Linked DNA regions of Mus musculus: region 1 is linked to region 2. The links are chromatin loops, found by intact Hi-C in ENCODE. Cell type or tissue: heart. All regions are shown on one strand. Links, peaks and the distances in the headings refer to the core of each region. The heading gives the core; the rest is flanking DNA. Region 1 holds the start of Hdac6 (histone deacetylase 6). Region 2 overlaps Otud5 (OTU domain containing 5).

What was found. Hi-C counts contacts between places; a loop is a spot of excess contacts. Peaks named below come from ENCODE experiments on the same cell type or tissue, not always from the same donor. Only the 100,000 strongest peaks of a DNase experiment are listed, where the experiment ranks them.
Region 1: a loop joins it to region 2, with 2.9 times the contacts of the local background. A loop is called at or near these places in 2 of 42 quality-filtered maps.

The regions. Positions count from the first base shown.
Region 1 is chrX:7,945,563-7,950,936 of GRCm38, reverse strand. Hdac6 (histone deacetylase 6) reads left to right here and starts at 3,048. Exons shown (of 29, transcript NM_001130416.1): 1 at 3,048-3,287; 2 at 3,693-3,812; 3 at 3,906-4,034; 4 at 4,186-4,274. The coding sequence starts at 3,723. It overlaps Gm39488 (a long non-coding RNA gene), which reads right to left and starts at 2,792. Exons shown (of 4, transcript XR_878039.3): 1 at 2,330-2,792. It also overlaps the pseudogene Psmb6-ps. In heart, for the core only: no CTCF peak of the experiment used is centred there; a DNase peak (open chromatin) is centred at 2,956; H3K4me3 peaks cover 1,908 bases; H3K27ac peaks cover 1,765 bases.
Region 2 is chrX:7,851,810-7,857,183 of GRCm38, reverse strand. Otud5 (OTU domain containing 5) reads right to left here. Exons shown (of 9, transcript NM_138604.3): 2 at 787-880. Among named protein-coding and RNA genes, the nearest start is that of Otud5, 13 kb to the right of the region's middle. In heart, for the core only: a CTCF peak has its summit at 2,403 (motif pointing left); no DNase peak of the experiment used is centred there.

The DNA.
Region 1 (5,374 bases), core at 127-5,126, 94 kb before region 2:
TCCAGTACAGGTGGGACTGCATGGAGAGACCCTGTCTCAACAAATAAGTAAACAAGTAGCAGAGGAAGATGGCGGCCGCCTTAGCTGTTCGTGGAGCGGGATCTGCAGTGGTCTTTGGGCCTGAGGCTCTCACCCCAGACTGGGAAAACTGAGAAGTCTCCACAGGGACCATGATCATGGCTTTGTAATTTAATGGAGGCGTGGTTCTAGGAGCAGACTCCAGAATAACACTGGGTTTTACATCGCCAATCGAGTGACTGACAAGCTGACCCCTATTTATGATTACATCTGCTGCTGCTCAGGCTCAGCAGCTGATACCGGAGCAGTAGCAGATGCTGTCAGTTACCAGCTTGGTTTCCACAGTATTGAACTGAACAATTCTCCACTAGTACACATGGCTGCCAGGCTCTTTAAGGAGATGTGTTACCGGTGCAGAGAAGATCTGATGGCAGGAATCATCATTGTAGGCTGGGACCCTCAAGAAGGAGGGCAGGTGTCCTCTGTACCCATGAAGGGTATGATGGTAAGACAATCTTTTGCCACCGGAGCCTCCGGAAGCTCATACATCTATGACTATGTTGGTGCTATCCATCCTGAAGGCACGACCAAGGACGAATGTCTGCAGTTCACTGCCAATGCTCTCTCTTTGGCTAGAAAACACGAAGGCTCCAGTGGAGGAGTTATCCGCTTGGCAACCATTCAAGGATCAGGGGTAGAGCGGCAGGTGCTTTGAGGAGACCAGATCCCCAAGTTTACCACTGCCACTTTGTCACCTCCCTGAAGCCTAGATGCAAAAGCTAATAAACAGTGTTAAAGAAAAAAATAAGTAAACAAATATAATTTTTAAAACAAATGGTTGGCTGGGTGGTGGTGGCGCATGCCTTTAACCCCAGCACTTGGGAGGGAGAGGCAGGCAGATTTCTGAGTTCGAGGCCAGCCTGGTCTACAAAGTGAGTTCCAGGACAGCCAGGGATATACAGAAAAACCCTGTCTCAAAAACAAACAAACAAACAACAAAAAATACCAAACAAACAAACAAAAAACCCCAAATGGTTGTTAAGCTGGGCAGTGCTGGCACATTCCTTTAATCCCAGCACTTGAGAGGCAGAGGCAGGTGAATTTCTGAGTTCGAGGCCAGCCTGGTCTATAAAGTGAGTTCCAGGACAGCCAGGGATATACAAAGAAACCCTGTCTCAAAAAAAAAAAAAAAAAAAAAAAAAAAAAAAAAAAAACCAACCAACCAAACAAACAAAAAAACCAAATGGTTATTAAGCTGGGCAGTGCTGGCACATTCCTTTAATCCCAGCACTCGGGAGGCAGAGGCAGGTGGATTTCTGAGTTCAAGGCCAGCCTGGTCTACAGAGTGAGTTCCAGGACAGCCAGGGCTACACAGAGAAACCCTGTCTCGAAAATCCAAAAAGAAAAACCAAAACAAACAAAAAACCCAAATGACTGTTGCTGTTTTGTTTGTTTGTTTAAGAAAGATTAACTGGGCACAGTGTTGCCCAGCTGCTCAGAAAGCTGAGACATGAAGATCCCTTGAGGCCAGAAGTTCTAAGCAGCCTGGACATGAAAGCAAGGTCATTTTTAAAAGAAAGGAAGTGTATCATAAAGATTAGATGTGGATGCAAAGCCTAAGCTATTTGCAATCTTAGCTTTTATAAGGTTTACTGAGCCCCGTTGTGCAGGAACCGTCTCTATTGTTCGGCTGGCGGGCATCACCATCCTAGAATGTTTTTAGGTATTATTATTATTTTCTTTAGTGTGTGTAGATTTAGATAGCCCGTGCTGAGAACATGTTCTGTGCTGAGAACATGGAGGACTGAAACTGGCATTTGCAAGAGGTTCAGAGGGTCTGGCTGCTGGAGTATGGAACTGTCAATCTATTTGCTAGTCAGTGATGCAGAACTCCAGATGGATTCTTTCTGGTCTCTGCCAACAGGTCCTTAGGAAACGATGTCCTTGACATGGGGAGATCAGGACAACTCGGCCACCTGTGGGATTTATACTTAGAAGGGATGGCCATCTCAAAGAGTCACAGGGACAATTTTCCTTCCTCGGTCCACCACATGCTGTAAGTTTGATGACTCGGTGGAGGGGGACAGGTAGGCTGAGCTCCCATTCAGGAGACACTGTCCTTCGAAAGTCCATTCTGGCCTTGGTACTAGCATCTCAATTTTCCAGGTAAGGAAACAGGACAGAACTGTGACCTGTCCAAGATCTAAATCTAAGTCCCCGTGTGTGTAGTCTACAGAGCAGCTTTACAATGCAAACTACCTCACGAAAGTCGGGCTTTCTGACATAGTGAGCAGCCCCACCCCTGCCTCACCTCGTAGAGACTCCTTCCAGTCCCCATTTCCGCTGCAGAACATTAATAGCTAACATTTGGGGATGCTTCTTGAATACCATCGCAGTGGCCACCAGCTCAGAAACTTATCAGCATTTACTATCACGCTCATTTTGGCTGCCACCAGCCAAAGTCTATTATTAGCGTTTATCTCCAACTAGTCACCCGCAGGCGCGAGTTACGTCAACGCCAAAAGCAGCTCGGGAATCTAGCTTCTTTGATTTGTTCTCGAATCACTGCACAACACAACTGATGTGGATCCGTAGGTCTCCTAGGATGACTAGCCTGGACTTGAGACTGGCAGCCATAGCCAGTCAGAACGACCGCAGCGGCGAATGCGGGGGTGGGGTGTGCGTGCGTGTGTGTGGGGAGGGGTGGTAGCGCTAGGGGCAGATCCGGGTCTCGAACTAGGGAGTAGCACCCCACGCAGGCGCAGTATGATCAGTTTCCATGGCCAAGCTCGCGAGAGGTGTGGTTTGCGCCTGAAGCGTTGTGGGCGGACTGAATCCATGTTGGGGGCTGGACGTGGGCGGGCAAATGAAAAAGCTCAGCCCAATGGAAAAGAAGGGATCAGGTGCCCGGGGCCACACAGGTCGCCGGGAATTTGGCGGCGTGAGCCTAGGGCGGAGTTTGAAAAGGAGGCAGAGCTCAGTGAGTAGGGACGGAAGGATTGGCCAGCGTCGGTGGCTGGGCGGGAGATGGGCGGAGGCTTGGAAGGGGCTGAGGGAGCCTGGTTAAACGGTAGGCGTCTGGGAAGGGGGTGGGGTCTGAAGGATTCTGATCGAAAGGGGCAGTCCTCGGAGCAGCGGGGCACGGGGAAAGCTCGGGGCGAGATCTGCGCGAGTGGAAGGCGCTGGTTCGGCCCTGCAGGAGGTGGAGTTGAGTGAGTCTTTAAAGGTGCTGCCGAGGCCGCGGCAGCCCGGTCTGGCGGACTAGAAAGGTGGGTGATTTTTCTGGGGAAATAGGCTGAAGCGGGCAGGTTGCAGAAGCCAAGCGTTCCGGGCGCAGATTAGAGGTATGAAAGGATGTGGGAAGTGGATGGGGGGGGGGCGGTGATTGGGTAGGGCAGGCCTAAGAAGAGCCTGATTGAGCCTGGGGTTACCTCGTTTAGTGAATAGGCAAAATGAGGAAAGAGAATCGGATAAAAGCAGCGAGGTCCAGGGGGACCGGACAGGACCAGGTTTCCTCTAGCAGAAGATGGCCTGGGGGGTGGGGGCGGTTTAGAAGGCTCGGGAATGGACCCGGTGAAGGCTGCGATCTAGACTAGGGGGCGGGGCCGAGGAAGGGACAGGGATGTGGGGTCCTCTGGACACTCCAGCTGCCTCACCAACTACACCTTTGCTAGAGCCTTTCCAGGAGCTGAGGCTCTTCAGCCATGACCTCCACCGGCCAAGATTCTTCTACTAGACAGCGAAAGAGTAGGCACAATCCCCAGTCACCCCTTCAGGAATCCAGCGCCACCTTGGTGAGGCCCCAGACCTGCCCTGATGGGGGGGGGGGGTGGAGGGTGAAGCCAGCCAGCCATGTCCAGACTCTGATTTTTCTGTCTGATTGGCAGAAGCGTGGTGGAAAGAAGTGTGCTGTACCCCACTCCAGCCCCAATCTAGCGGAGGTAAAGAAGAAAGGCAAAATGAAGAAGCTGAGCCAACCAGCTGAAGAGGACCTAGTTGTGGGGCTTCAAGGGCTGGTGAGAGAGACCTGGCTGCAACTTGGCCTTCTTTACCAAACAAAACAGTGATTCCCCCCCCTCCCCCCCCCCATCCAGGACCGATGGTATGAAGTGTTTTCTCTGATTGTAGTCCAGAGTGAATCTGGGTTTCTTTTCTTTGCCCCTGCAGGATCTGAACCCTGAGACAAGAGTGCCAGTTGGTACTGGATTGGTGTTTGATGAACAACTAAATGACTTCCATTGCCTTTGGGATGACAGGTGGGTGAGGCTGGCACCTCCAAATGATCCCCAAACTAGAACATTTCCACAAGTGCCCCTTTCTTCTCACAAACAAGAGTGAATTTTTGCTGCTTCTAGCCTGTAGTCTGGAAGCAGGTGATTTAGGGAGATGGGGATCATTCTTGAAAGATTTCTCTGTTAAGCCAATAAACAGTTATCAAGAGTCTCCTGTGTGCCGAGACTTAGTGATAGATGTGAGCAATAGAAAAGTCCCTTCTCCGCTGGCCGGTGAGTGTGCAGGGAGATCATTAAACCCCCAACAGCGGTATAAACTGTTCAATGAAGACCAAATGACTGGGCACTCCAGGTCTCTGTAGCCTAGGCAGCCTGGAACTCACTATGTAGTCTATGTCAGCCTCAAACCTTTGATAAGCCTCCTGTCTTAGCCTCTCGAGTGCTCAGATTTCCCAAACGAGCCACTACACTTGGCTAGACGTTAGATTGTTAGAGGGTCCTCGCCTAACTAGCAGGAGCCGTCCTTGAGAAGGAGACATGTATGCTGAAAAAACCTCTTATTTGCGCTCTACTTCTTAAAGAAATCTGTTTATTCTTTTTGGCCCTATCTTTAAAATAGATTCGCTATCTGACTTCTTCCCCCTGGTCCCCTGCTTCCAGCCTTCGCATTAAAGCCTAAAAAATACATTTGAGATGACGTTTCCTTCCTTTCTTAAAATACTTCAAGGCCAGAACTTTGCTCTTAAGGTAAAGTCGGCATTCTTTAGACTGGCCTCTAAGGTTGCACAGGATTTGGCCTTTGTGACCTGTTCAGCCAGGCCTCTCCTCACGAGCTCCAGGTCACTTAACGCACGCTGGCCACCTTCTCGTCTTTCAGTGTGCCAGTCACCCTCTCGCCTTGGGTCTTTACCCTTGACTGATTCCTCTTTGAACTTTCACAACTATGGAGACTCACAGAAGCCTTTGACTGGCCACTACCTCTCTCACATCTGTTCTTAGCTATTTTACTAGCCTCTGCCATTGTCTGTTAATCATTACACTGATATTTGCAAATATAGTAGCCGTCTTCCCCCATCCCGACCTAAAACTAACTCATGATGTCAAGAGGCTTTCTTTATGGTACA
Region 2 (5,374 bases), core at 192-5,191:
AGACAAGACAAATATAAGCTTTGGCTGTCATAGAACTTGCAATGTAGACCAGACTGTCCTTGAACTCAAAGAGATCCACCCTGCTTTTGCCTCCTGAATGCTGGGAGAAAAACTGCTTCACCATGCCCAATTTTATTATATACACAAGCATAAACACAGGCACTAAATATGCACCATCCGCAATATACGATACCAGAGAAACACCAAAGTGACAATATGATACAGTTAATCCACACACAAAATCCTGACTCTACATACTTTTGTATAACCTTAGACTAGTCACTCCCCACTTCTGAGACATTTTTCAGTCTCACGTTCACCTGGACTTGGGGTTAATAAAAGGGTTTCCACACCAGGTGGTGGTGCACACCTTTAATCCCAGCACTCAGAAGGCACAGGCAGGCAGATCTCAGAGTTCCAGGCCAGCCTGGTCTACAGAGCAAATTCCAGGACAGGGAGGGCTACACAGAGAAAACACTGACTTGAAAACTAACCAACCAACCGACCACCTACCTAACTGACAGAATAAGTGGGTTTCCTGGAATCTTGGCAGAGCAGTATGTCAACAGTGGTGTCCCTTTATCACTACAATTGCTGTTATCATTACTCATTTAACACAATCCAACACCAGAGGCCAAACGTTAACAAGAGCTCCGCGCCTGTTTATCCTAAAATATCAAGCAGTTACCTCTGCCACAATCCTGTCTCAAGGACTGCTACTGACTACTAGGACACAGCTCAGAAGCCTTAAGCCCCTCAGCCCTCAAAACCAAGATAGAGACTCACCTACAGCCCGAAATAGACAGGCACCGTCCTCCTTCATCTGCTTGATGATGAAGCCTTTCTTGTCCCGCAAGGCCTTTTCAAACCAGTGTTCCTGCTGGAGGAAAAAGTAGGAAGATCAGCAACAGGGAAGCCCATACCCTTCTCCAGGTGCTGCCTTCAAGTTCCTGAGAAGACCAGGTGATTGGCCAAAAGGATACTGGAAAGTTCACAGCCCTTCTTGACTACTCTGTGACTACAAAGCAGGAGACTTAAGTCTATGGACAAGGACAAGACAATCCCAGGGAGGCCCCAGATTCCCTGAAAACAGAAACTTCATCTACTTTCAGAGCCCTGCTCTCAATCTTGCAAGACCTGGCCCAGGCAGCCAGGGACCTAGACCTCATAAGTTCCTAGATGGAGAATGTGGTGTTCTAGTAAAAAGTTTCCCGGGCTGGAGAGATGGTTCAGTGCTTCAGAGCACTGACTGTTCTTCCAAAGGTCCTGAGTTCAACAATGTACTCACATATATAAATTAAATAAATAAATATAAACATAAATATGTATGTGTATATGTATATATGTGTGTATATGTATGATATATATATATATATATATATATATATCACAAAATTGAAAAAAAAGTAGACAATAAAATATAATCCCTAGCCGGGCAATGGTGGCACACACCTTTAATCCCAGCACTTGAGAGGCAGAGGCAGGTGGATTTCTGAGTTCGAGGCTAGCCTGGTCTACAGAGTGAGTTCCAGGACAGCTACAGCTATACAGATAAACCCTGTCTCAAAAAACAAACAAATATATATATAATCCCTAGGGGCTACAGAGATGGCTCAGCAGTCAAAAGCCCTGACTGCTCTTCCAGAGGTCCTGAGTTCAATTCCCAGCAACCTCATGGTGGCTCACAACCATCTGTAATGGGATCAGATGCCCTCTTCTGATGCGTCTGAAGACAGCAATGGTATACTCACATACAGAAGATAAAGATATACAATTATCTGAAATTCCAAATCTCTAAATGCTTTGAACATCAAAAGACCTGAAAAAATACAAAGCCCGACGTGGTGGCGCACGCCTTTAATCCCAGCACTTGGGAGGCAGAGGCAGGAGGATTTCTGAGTTCGAGGCCAGCCTGGTTTACAAAGTGAGTTCCAGGACAGCCAGGGCTATAAAGAGAAACCCTGTCTCAAAAAACAAACAAACAACCCCCCCCAAAAAAAAAGAATAAAGAAAAAAAGAAAGAAAGAAAGAAATACAGAAAACTCAAAGTCTTCATCTAATTCATGTCCCATCATAACCTAAACAGAATATACCAAATACCCTACTTGAGGGTGAAGGCTCAAACATTTTCCCACAGAAACATTTAGGCACTTGATCATGAGGTGCTTCTTCAGCCTGTTAAAGTATTATATAATATAAAGTATAAACACCAGGAAATTGAAATTCTGAGTAGTTCCTAAAATTCAAATCACATTTGATTCCAAAGTGTTTGGTTAATCAACATATACAAACTCATACTTCTAGATTAAAATAATAATAATAATGACCTTGACAACTTAAAACATTTCCATTTCAAAAGGAGGCAGAAGCAGATCTTTCTCAGGCCTCTCACGCCATCTGCTGGCTGCCAGAAGCAGACAGCTTGACCTAGCAACACAGCTGCACTACAAAATAGGAAGCCCTGTTCCTAGGAACTTATAGGCTCCCTGCTAAAGTTGATCACAAAGGGCCATTTTTGTACCCCACTACAGGAAATGGGTAGAAAAACCAGAGTAGGCATAGTGTCCGGAGGTCTAAACCCAGCCAGCTCCATCACTGCAGTGTTTTCTGGTTGTAGGGAAGCTGCCTAAACTCATACCAGTTACAAACTGAGAAGCATTTGGTCTTCTCAACACATCTGCCAAGAGAGCAGGAGGTTGGCTCTGTAATAGCCTATACTGGTGAGGTGGTCACTAAACATAAAAGAGGAAAAGACCAACAAAAAGCGATGTACAAGGGCTGGAGAGATGGCTCAGTGGTTGAGACTGCTGACTGCTCTTCCAGAGGTCCCGAGTTCAACTCCCAGCAACAACATGGTGGCTCACAACCATCTGTAATGGGATCTGATGCTCTCTGCTGGTGTGTCTGAAGACAGCAACAGTGTACTCATATACATTAAATGAATAAATAAATCTTTGTGTGTGTGTGTGTGTGTGTGTGTGAGAGAGAGAGAGAGAGAGAGAGAGAGAGAGAGAGAGATACAAACCTGGCATGGTAGGGCATGCTTTTAATTCCAGCACTGGTGGGGGGCAGAGATGAGGCCAGCTCCCCCCCCCAAAAAAAGAGATGATGTCCACTCAAGAAGTCCTAGGTGAGTGTCTAGAAAGAGGATGAACATAGACAAAGGAAAACCTAGCCAGCCCCACCCTCTGGGGCCACTACATCAGGAAGGTGTCGCGTCATTTGCAGAGATGACAAATATACCTGTAAGCCTTTAATGTGCTTCCCTGGGTAGCACAAACCCATCTGTGCACAACCTTCCAGCAGCACGGGTGCTCATCCTGCCCTGGAGGCTGTGCACTGTCATAGAAGTTCATCGTTTGCCCACATTTTTAGCCATCTCCAAGACTCACAAGGCCTAGCCTGTCAAGGGGTGCCCAGAAAAGAAACTTTTTTTTTTTTTTTTTTTTTTGGTTTTCCGAGACAGGGTTTCTCTGTATAGCCCTGGCTGTCCTGGAACTTACTTTGTAGACCAGGCTGGCCTCCAACTCAGAAATCCGCCTGCCTCTGCCTCAGAAAAGAAACTTTTAACCATAGCCCCATACCTTAAAATAGGGAGAGTTAAAGGGGGGAGAACAGCATTCTCCAAGGTAGATGAGGAAGATAGAAGGGATACAAAGAGAAAAAGAGGGGGCCTAGTTCTCATCTCACAAAATAGGAGTCATTCTGGGATGGACAATGAAGACAGAAAAATGAATCAGACTTCCGTCTCTACCCTGGTAAACTTTGAAGGGAAGGGTACAGAAATACGCAGTGATGACGTACAGTTTGAGTGGGGCTGCAAAACAAATGAATGCTCCCTTGCTTTTGTGAAGCAGGAAGAGACCTTACCCTGACATTAAAGCTGGCACTTGAGCAAAGGATCAAAACTTGCTTGATAAGTGGATAAGAAATAAAGTCATTTCTGTCACCAAGCACCAGAGATGCTCAAAGCCTGGCAATGTGTATAGGAGAGCAAAGACGCAAGCAAAACTAGGCAGCTAAGCAGGGAAAAGCCAGAAAGGATGAACTCATATTAGCTGAGTGCTTTGTCCTATGCCAGGTGCCAGATACAAAAGTGACCTCATTTCATTGTCCTCACTGCAACCCAAGTGGCAGGAAGCAGCATTACCCACACTTTACAAAGGCAGAAAGGAGCTGCAGTCAGGGTAGTAGCAAAGCCTAGTAGTAGAGACACAGCACATGATGTACCATGAGCGGTGACACATGCCTGGTAGCAAGTCCTGGAGGAGTTCTGATGTGCCTAAAAATAAAGGAAGTCTGACTAGACAGACCTTTTGCACAAATAGAGTGTGGGTCCTACGATAACTATGGCATCTAGGCCTGCATCTAGAGGATGTATCACTAAGCATCCACTGGCCTTCGTATCACAGTTTGAAAACCTAGAGCTCTAGCTTTCTTCCTCTCTCACTTTGGGAAGAAGATGTTTAGGAAGTGCTAGAAGGCTGGAGAACAGTCCAACAATCTGTAGATGTATTCTGTATTGGTGTCCTGACCCGAGAAGATCAAGTCTCAATCCTGAACTTTACATGTTCAAGACCAATCCTGGAGCAGAGTCTCTCTCCCCATCTCTAAGCCTTAGCAAAAGGACTAGACAAAGCTCTCTGATACCATAGTATCCCAGGAGTTAAGACAGGACCCTGTTTAAAAGCTGGTTTAACAACGTAAAAGCCACCAGGCGGTGGTGGTGCACGCCTTTAATCCCAACACTCCGGAGGCAGAGGCAAAACTTGAATTTCTGAGTTCGAGGCCAGCCTGGTCTACAGAGTGAGTTCCAGGACAGCCAGGGCTATACAGAGAAACCCTATCTTGAAAAACCAAAAACAAACAAACAAACAAAAACACCTAAAAGCCTAAGAGAAGTTAGAATAGGCTATGGAACCACTGATTTAGGTTTCAATGCAGTTCTACCAAATAAAAGCCAAGTGATGAACTGCTTTGAGCCATAGTGTTCCAATCTGTGAAATGGGAATATACACTTCCTAGTACGTGGGATACTAGGCAGTACTTTGTCCAGTAGAGTGAAGGGGAGGAGATGAGACAAGGTCTATGTAGCCCTGGCTGTCTTTGAACTCACTATATAGACCAGGCTGGCCTCAAACTACTAGAGATCTGCCTGCCGAGAGTGCTGGGATTAAAGGAGTACCTTATCAGTTTGTAACTACATCTTTCCAAAGTGCTATCAAGCCAACTACTTCCGGCTGGTGGAAAACATGGTAAGACCAGTGCATATACCTAACCCAGCAGCAGGACATCTCTTAATGAGTTCCCATTCCCTCCCGATCTGGATTAGACTGAATAATGTCCACCTGAAAATATCAGACCTAATGCCTAA